2 separate regions of the Homo sapiens genome follow, and region 2 is linked to region 1. A link is a contact called in ENCODE Hi-C or POLR2A ChIA-PET data. All regions are on one chromosome and are shown on one strand. The core of a region is the stretch at or near the end of the contact, and the rest is flanking DNA. Distances in the headings are between cores, read along the strand shown.

Region 1 (3,615 bases), core at 385-2,884:
GTGTTTAACCACAATGACAATATAATGAGGCCGAACACGGTGGCTCAAGCCTATAATCCCAGCACTCTGGGAGGCCAAGGCAGGCGAATCACAAGGTCAGGAGTTAGAGACCAGCCTCACCAACATGGTGAAACCCCGCCCCTACTAAAAAGACAAATACAAAAAATTAGCTGGATGTGGTGGCGGGCACCTGTAGTCCCAGCTACACGGGAGGCTGAGGCAGGAGAATCGCTTGAAGCTGGGAGGCGGAGGTTGCAGTGAGCTGAGATCGCTCCACTGCACTCCAGCCTGGGCGACAGAGAGAGACTCCGTCTCAAAAAAAAAAAAAAAATGCTAAAAATTAGCTGGGCGTGGTGGCGGGCACCTGTAATTTTAGCTACTCGGGAGGCTGAGGCAGGAGAATCACTTGAAGCCCGGAGGCGGAGGTTGCAGTGAGCCGAGATCGCTCCACTGCACTCCAGCCTGGGCGACAGAGAGAGACTCTGTCTCAAAAAAAAAAAAAAAAAAATGCAAAAAATTAGCTGGGCGTGGTGGCAGGCACCTGTAATTTTAGCTACTCGGGAGGCTGAGGCAGGAGAATCACTTGAACCCAGGAGGTGGAGGTTGCAGTGAGCTGAGATCGTGCCACTGCACTCCCGCCTGGGCAACAGAGTGAGACTCCGTCTCAAAAAAAAACAATATAATGATAAATAATGACAACAGGCCGGGCAAGGTGGCTCTCGCCTATAGTCTCTGGAGGCTGAGGCGAGAGGATGGGTTGAGCCCAGGAGCTGGGAGACTGCAGTGAGCTGTGACTGCAATTACAACACTGCACTCCAATCCAGGCGACAGAACAAGACCTGGACTCAAAATATAAATAATAACAATAACCAGCCATGGCACCCATTCGCTAAAAGCTGGAATGCACCAGGCACCGTGCAGCTGATTTCAAATCCTCCCAGCAACACCCTCAGGAGGTGGCAGCAAAGCACCTCCAGCTGGGTGCTACCACTGGCCAGCCCCCAGCGGAGGGATTCCGTGTGTACCCTAGAGCTACCTCCTTTAAGGCCCTGTGTTGTGAGCACTGTTTACAGGGGGCATGGATAAGTTATGTGGCTTTGCAGGAGATGTGGGCTCCTAGATGGCCCCGGTCCAGCCTGTGGGAGCTCACAGATCCCAGTCCAGCCTCTGAGTCCCCAGTGCCTCCCTTCTCCCCAATAAAGGGCCTGTATACAAGTGCTCACTGACCGCCTCCCAGGGGCACAGGATCCCAGAATATCCAACCCATCTTCTTTGGGGTACATGTGGGGAAACTGAGGCAAAGAAGGGCAGGGCCTCCACCTTGGGCCCCAAAGACAGGAGTGGGCAGAGCAGCAAGGGGTGCCCTCGGGCCACACGCCATCACCACCACCCCGTGTCCGGCCCCCAACACTCCAGTCCAGCCAGGCCCAGCCCCCTCACCGGACTCCAGCGCCAAGCCCTCGGGCCCCGGGGCCTCGGTGGCCAGTCAGTTCATCCATGCGGCCCAAGCCGGGGCAGCAGGGCCTCCAAGCCCTGCTGAGCCCCGGGCTTCCGCCTTGCTGTGGCAGGCGGGTGGGTAGAAGGCTCCGGAAGCCAGCAGCCAGGGTTTGCGCAAGAGCTTACATCAGCCGCCAGCTCTTCCTGCCGCAGGCTGCACGGAAGCCTAATGGCCCAGGCCGGCCCCTGCCCGGGCTTGTGAAACCCGCCCAGCAGCACCCAGGCCCGGATGCCAGCCAACGGCTCCTGCCCACCACAGGGCTCAATGGCACCCAAAGCCCCTCCTCCCAGGCTGGGCGGGGCAGCCGGGAACCCCCAGCATCCCCAGCAAGGCAGTGCCGTTCTCAGTGCCTCAGTCTGCCACTCTGTAAAATGGACACACAATCCCCACTCAGCTATGGCGATGAGGCCAGCGTGCCACCCCCCTCACCTCACTCTCCAGAACAAACAAACTTCTCCCTGGTCACGTCAGGAGCCTGCCCCTTTCCCGCCTGGCCCGTCAGGCACGAACTCCCAGGCCTCCTAGAATGCTCCTCCTTCACTCCCACCTCGGGTCTCCCTGGGCCCCAGAGAAGCCTCCAACAGCCACACGACCCAAGCAGGCCCCAAGTGACCTGTGACCACCCACAACCCCTCGGAAACAGATCTGCCAGCCTCCTTGTGGATTTCATGCCTCTGTCTTCCCCGAGAGACAGTTCCCTCCTTGAGGGCGGGGACTATCTTCCTTACTTCCTGCCATATCACAGTGGCTGGAACCTGCCACCTGTGACCTGCCACCCAGGACATACTTCTATTTGGGATTACCCAATTGCACGAGTGTTGTTTCTTTTTTTAGAGACAGGGTCTCACTCTGTTCAATTCACCCAGGCTGCAGTGCAGTGGCTCGATCATAGCTCGCTGCAGCCTCCAACTCCTGAGCTCAATCAATCCTCCAGCCTCAGCCTCTTGGGTAGCTGGGACCACAGGCACACATCATCAGGCCCAGCAAAAAAAAATTTTTTTTTTTTTGAGATGGGAGTTTCGCTCTTGTTGCCCAGGGTGGAGTGCAATGGCGCGATCTCGGCTCACCGCACCTTCCGCCACCCGGGTTCAAGTGTTTCTCCTGCCTCAGCCTCCCAAGTAGCTGGGATTACAGGTATACCCCACGACGCCTGGCTAATTTTGTATTTTTAGTAAAGATGAGGTTTCTCAATGTTGGTCAGGCTGGTCTCGAACTCCCAACCTCAGGTGATCCACCCGCCTCATCCTCCCAAAGTGCTGGGATTACAGGCGTGAGCCACCGTGCCTGGCCACCCAGCTAATTTTTTTCTTTTTCTTTTTTGCAGAGATGAGGTCTTGCGATGTTGCCCAGGCTGGTCTCAAACTGCAGGCCTCAAGCAATCCTCCTGCCTTGGCCTCCCAAAGTGCTGGGATTACAGGCATGAGCCACCGTGCCCGGCCTCTTTTCTTTTTTTTAAAGACAGGGTCTCTCTCTGTTCACCCAGGCTGTAGTGCAGTGGCTCAATCATAGCTCACTACAGCCTCCAACTCCTGAGCTCAATCAATCCTCCAGCCTCAGCCTCCTGGGTAGCAGGGACCACAGGCACACACCATCACACCCCACTAATTTTTTTCTTTCTCTTTTTTGTAGAGATGGGGTCTTACTATGTTGCCCAGGCTGGTCTCAAACTCCTGGCCTCGTGCGATCCTCCTGCCTTGGCCTCCCAAAGTGCTGGGATTACAGGCATGAGCCACCCTGTCCAGCCATAAATGTGATTTCCAATGTTCCCAGGGCCAACGCAAAGAGATACACATTAGGGTGAGGAGAGGATCAAGGCATCCCGCAACTCACAAAAGAGGCTCTAAAATAAACCCCGAAGAAGCACAGCCCATGCCAGGCCATCCTGCCTGGTCTCCTTCCATCTCTAGACTATACTCCAAGCCCCCACAGTGCCCCCCTGCCCCACCCACTGCTCACACCCACACCCAAGGACCGAGCAGTTGCCATCCCCCCGTTTCACCAAGAAGGATGCAAGCCTCAGGGTGCCAGGGGGCACTGAGTTAGGCCCAGAGCTCACTGGCCTCTCGAAAGACTTGACTGGAATCCCTCATACCAACCTGCGGTATGGGGGTCTCCCT
Region 2 (3,615 bases), core at 531-3,030, 680 kb before region 1:
GCTTTAGAGAACGCTTAGAGAAGATGGAGATGGATGGAGACGGCTGTCCATCAGCTGTGCAGGGCCAAGCTGGGCCTGGATCCTACTTAGTCTCTCTGACTTCTTCTACTCAAGCATGATGTCCGTTCCTGATGCCTTGCCCCGGGCAGCATGTGCCCAGCTCTGTTCAGGAAGCGTTGTGCTGGTGTGCCCTCCTGGGTCCCGACACCTGGGGGTGTTTTCACAGGGTGGGAAGGCTGAGTGTCCTGGGAAGCGTCCATGGGATGTATCAGTCAGGGAGGCTGGGCGCAGTAATAAACACGCCCAGAGTGGAAGGGCTTCCTGTGAGAGGGTGTGGCAGTCCGGGGGTGGGTCCCAGCCAGCCGCCAGCTCTCCCTGGAGTGATTCCTGGATGTTGAGGAGGGAGAGATCTGGAGTTAAGGAAGATGTGACTTTCTCAGTGGCCCTCAGACGTCTTGGCAAGTGAAGAGTGTGAAGAGGTGTGCCCCATCCCATGGCCACTGGAGAACTGGCAGAAGCTCCTAGAGCAGTTGGATGGGGAGATCAGAGTGGGTCTCAAGAGTGCCACTCCTCGGCATTGTGTGGATGGGCGGTAGTGAGAATAATTACTAAGGGCGTCATACCCTCTCGTATCTGCATCACCCATAAGGGGTGGGCAGTGGTGCTGCCGTGTCTTGTCAGGAGGCCAGCTCTGTGTCACCCACCAGGCTGGGCTCAGCCACAAGTCGGCAACGTAGTGCCTCCAGGGCAGATGCCACGGACCGTAGAGAAGCAACGCAAGGTCAGAGAGAAAAGATTGCGGCCGGCCGGTGTCAAGGCGGGGGACCTGTGAGCTGGGCCTGGAGCTGAGGCAGAACTTGATGGACTATGACTCAAGGTTGAGATGGGGCAGGGACTCCGGGGGAGGGGCAGAGGGCAGGTGCCGCCGAGCAGGAGGGAGGACGCGGCAGGTCACAGAGCCCACCAAGTCCGAAGCTGGAAGTTCAGATTCTTTGATATTCAGAGGTGGATCATCTGTGCTTTTTTTTTTTTATCAGTCTCTCACTTTTTATCCATCATCTAATTGTGACAGCTTATTTGCCTTTATACCATAAGATGGGGAGTAGGGTTGAGATGAAATCCAAGCATCGTTTCCCTTCCCCGATGGTCGCCTCCCTGGGGTGAGACGTTCGACGTGTCAGACTTCACCAAGAGCATCTCCCGCCTCGGTGCAGTAATGGACTTGGAAACGATTTACTCCGGCACTTGGTTCCTGTCTCCATAAATGCGGCTGCTTTAAAGGGAATGTAAAAAGGGCTGTAAATTGGTATTGATTGCCGGTGGTCTTGAAGAACCCCAACTGAGGATTGACCGTTCCTTGGAGTGAAGGCTCCGCATTCAGACGCCTTTCGCCTTACGTCATCATAATTGAGAAGGGAAAGGAGACGTGTTAGTTTCAGTCTGATTATTTACCATCAAGGCATAAACACTTCTCAGAGGCAGCTGAACCCATTTGTCCTGCCCCGCGCGCTTATTTGAGAAGGAACACGGAGAGTTGTTAGAATCAAACCACCGCTCTCTGAATTCTGGGTGTATTATTGCAGTCTCGAAAAGACTGGTCATGTTTGTCTTTAAGTGTACCAGCGATCAGGCTTCTCATTTTACACCTCAAGGGTTTCCGATCCTCTTACCTCGCTCATCTGTTGCCCTCTCAGATAGGAGATACTTGGTTCTGTTTATGCTGCAGAGTGTGTTCAAATCCGTTTATGATTAAATACTGCTCAAACAGCCAGGGCAGGGTTTATTGACACACAGCGGCGTGATGAGGATGGAGTGGTAGGGGATGAATCATTGCTCTCTGTTCTGTTTATTTCCAGTTGACAAGAGGTGACATTTATTTTTAAATCGTGCTCAGAGCTCTGTGACTTCTGCAGAACTCCAAACGAGATTTCATTTTTAAAATACATTAAAGAGGGGCGATAATGACCAGTGCCAGCAAAGGGGGCATGCCTTCTTCCTGGCCCCCTTAGGCCGATAACTCCACATCTGGAGCTCATAGATAACTTTGGTTCAGGTCATTTAATCCAAGTACATTTGTGGCTTGAAAAAAGAATTCTTTTCCTGCCCTATTAATTTGCTAGTTACTTACATTTTGAAATAGTCAACAAAGTTCATAGCTGTGGTCACAGCCCATTGTGTAATTTTAAAGTCGTTGAAAATTATTATTTCTTTTCTGTACTGATCGTAACAGTGCTCTGTGCCAGGCCCCAAGCTAGGCTCTGGGGTTGGGGCGGGCTGGGATTCCCGCTCACTGAGATTCCCGCTCACTGGGATTCCCGCTCACTGGGCTTGGTGTCGCGGAAAAAACGAAGGCAGAGAAAGAATTAGACCACGGTGCAGCCACTGCAGCTTCTGGGCCGGGAAAGCCCTGCGAGGTCAGCTCCCTAAACAAGAGAATTTGCATAACCACCGTGTTTTTTTTTTTGTTTTTTTTTTGAGGCGGAGTCTTGCTCTGTCGCCAGGCTGGAGTGCAGTGGCGCGATCTCGGCTCACCACAACCTCCCCCTCCTGGGTGCAAGTGATTCTCCTGCCTTAGCCTCCCGAGTTGCTGGGATTACAAGCACGTGCCACCACGCCCAGCTAATTTTTGTAATGTTAGTAGAGACAGGGTTTCACTGTGTTGGTCAGGCTGGTCTCCGACTCCTGACCTCGTGATCTGCCCGCCTTGGCCGCTCAAAGTGTTGGGATTACAGGCGTGAGCCACCGCACCCAGCCCCGTGTTTTCTTTTGAGTTTTTTCTTTTTTTCTTTTTTTCTTTTCTTTTTTTGGAGACAGAGTTTTGCTCTTGTTGCCCAGGCTGGAGTGCAGTGGCGTAGTCTTGGCTCACTGCAACCTCCACCTCCCGAGTTCACGTGATTTCTCCTGCCTCAGCCTCCCAAGTAGCTGGGATTACAAGCATGCGCCACCACGTCCGGCTAATTTTTTGTATTTAGTAGAGACGAGGTTTCACTGTGTTGGTCAGGCTGGTCTTGAACTCCTGACCTCGGGTGATCCACCCACCTCAGCTTCCCAGAGTGCTGGGATTACAGATGTCAGCCACTGTGCCCAGCCTCTTGATTTCTTACCCATCTTTAAGATGGTTTTTAAAGTTGTCTATTTTTGAGCCCTGAAAACTGGCCCGTAACTCCCAAATCTTGTCACCTTTACAAGACAGAACAAGGAGAGAACAGAGATCATCTTTTCATGTTGACCCTATTTTCACTGTGTGTGTCTGTTTGTTTGTTGAGACAGTCTCGCTGTGTCACCCAGGCTGGAGTGCAATGGCGCGATCTCAGCTCACTGCAGCCTCCACTTCTGGGGTTCAAGTGATTCTCTTGCCTCAGCCTCCCGAGTAGCTGGGATTACAGGCGTGTGCCCCCATGCCCGGCTAATTTTTGTTTAGTAGAGACCGGGTTTCGCCACATTGCCCAAGCTGGTCTCCAACTCCTGAGCTCAAGCTATCCGCCCACCTCCGCCTCCCAGAGTGTTGGGATTACGGGCGTGAGCCACCAGCCTGGCCCCTCTTTTCACTTTGAAAGGAAAAGTTTAGGTTTAAAGACATTACTTTTGTGTGTCAAAGTAGGAGTGCGTGCTTGC

What was found. A loop is a pair of places that touch in the nucleus more often than their neighbours do. ChIA-PET counts read pairs that join two places held with the same protein, here RNA polymerase II (POLR2A). Pooled maps may share reads with other maps.
Region 2: a loop to region 1 is called in a pooled map, with 4 times the contacts of the local background. The contact joins two enhancer-like sites. A Hi-C loop is called at or near these places in 2 of 50 pooled maps. POLR2A ChIA-PET finds 5 or more read pairs at or near these places in 2 of 52 experiments (H1 and OCI-LY7).

The regions. Positions count from the first base shown.
Region 1 is chr7:5,395,682-5,399,296 of GRCh38, forward strand. The region is part of intron 2 of TNRC18 (trinucleotide repeat containing 18); the gene reads right to left. Among named protein-coding and RNA genes, the nearest start is that of TNRC18-AS1, 22 kb to the right of the region's middle. RefSeq lists an enhancer at 1,951-2,320. Within about 2 kb of position 1,635, at least 37 of the 41 ENCODE cell types and tissues checked have a DNase peak (open chromatin) inside an H3K27ac peak, as active enhancers do.
Region 2 is chr7:4,711,036-4,714,650 of GRCh38, forward strand. The region is part of intron 1 of FOXK1 (forkhead box K1); the gene reads left to right. Among named protein-coding and RNA genes, the nearest start is that of FOXK1, 31 kb to the left of the region's middle. RefSeq lists an enhancer at 233-765. Within about 2 kb of position 1,781, at least 11 of the 41 ENCODE cell types and tissues checked have a DNase peak (open chromatin) inside an H3K27ac peak, as active enhancers do.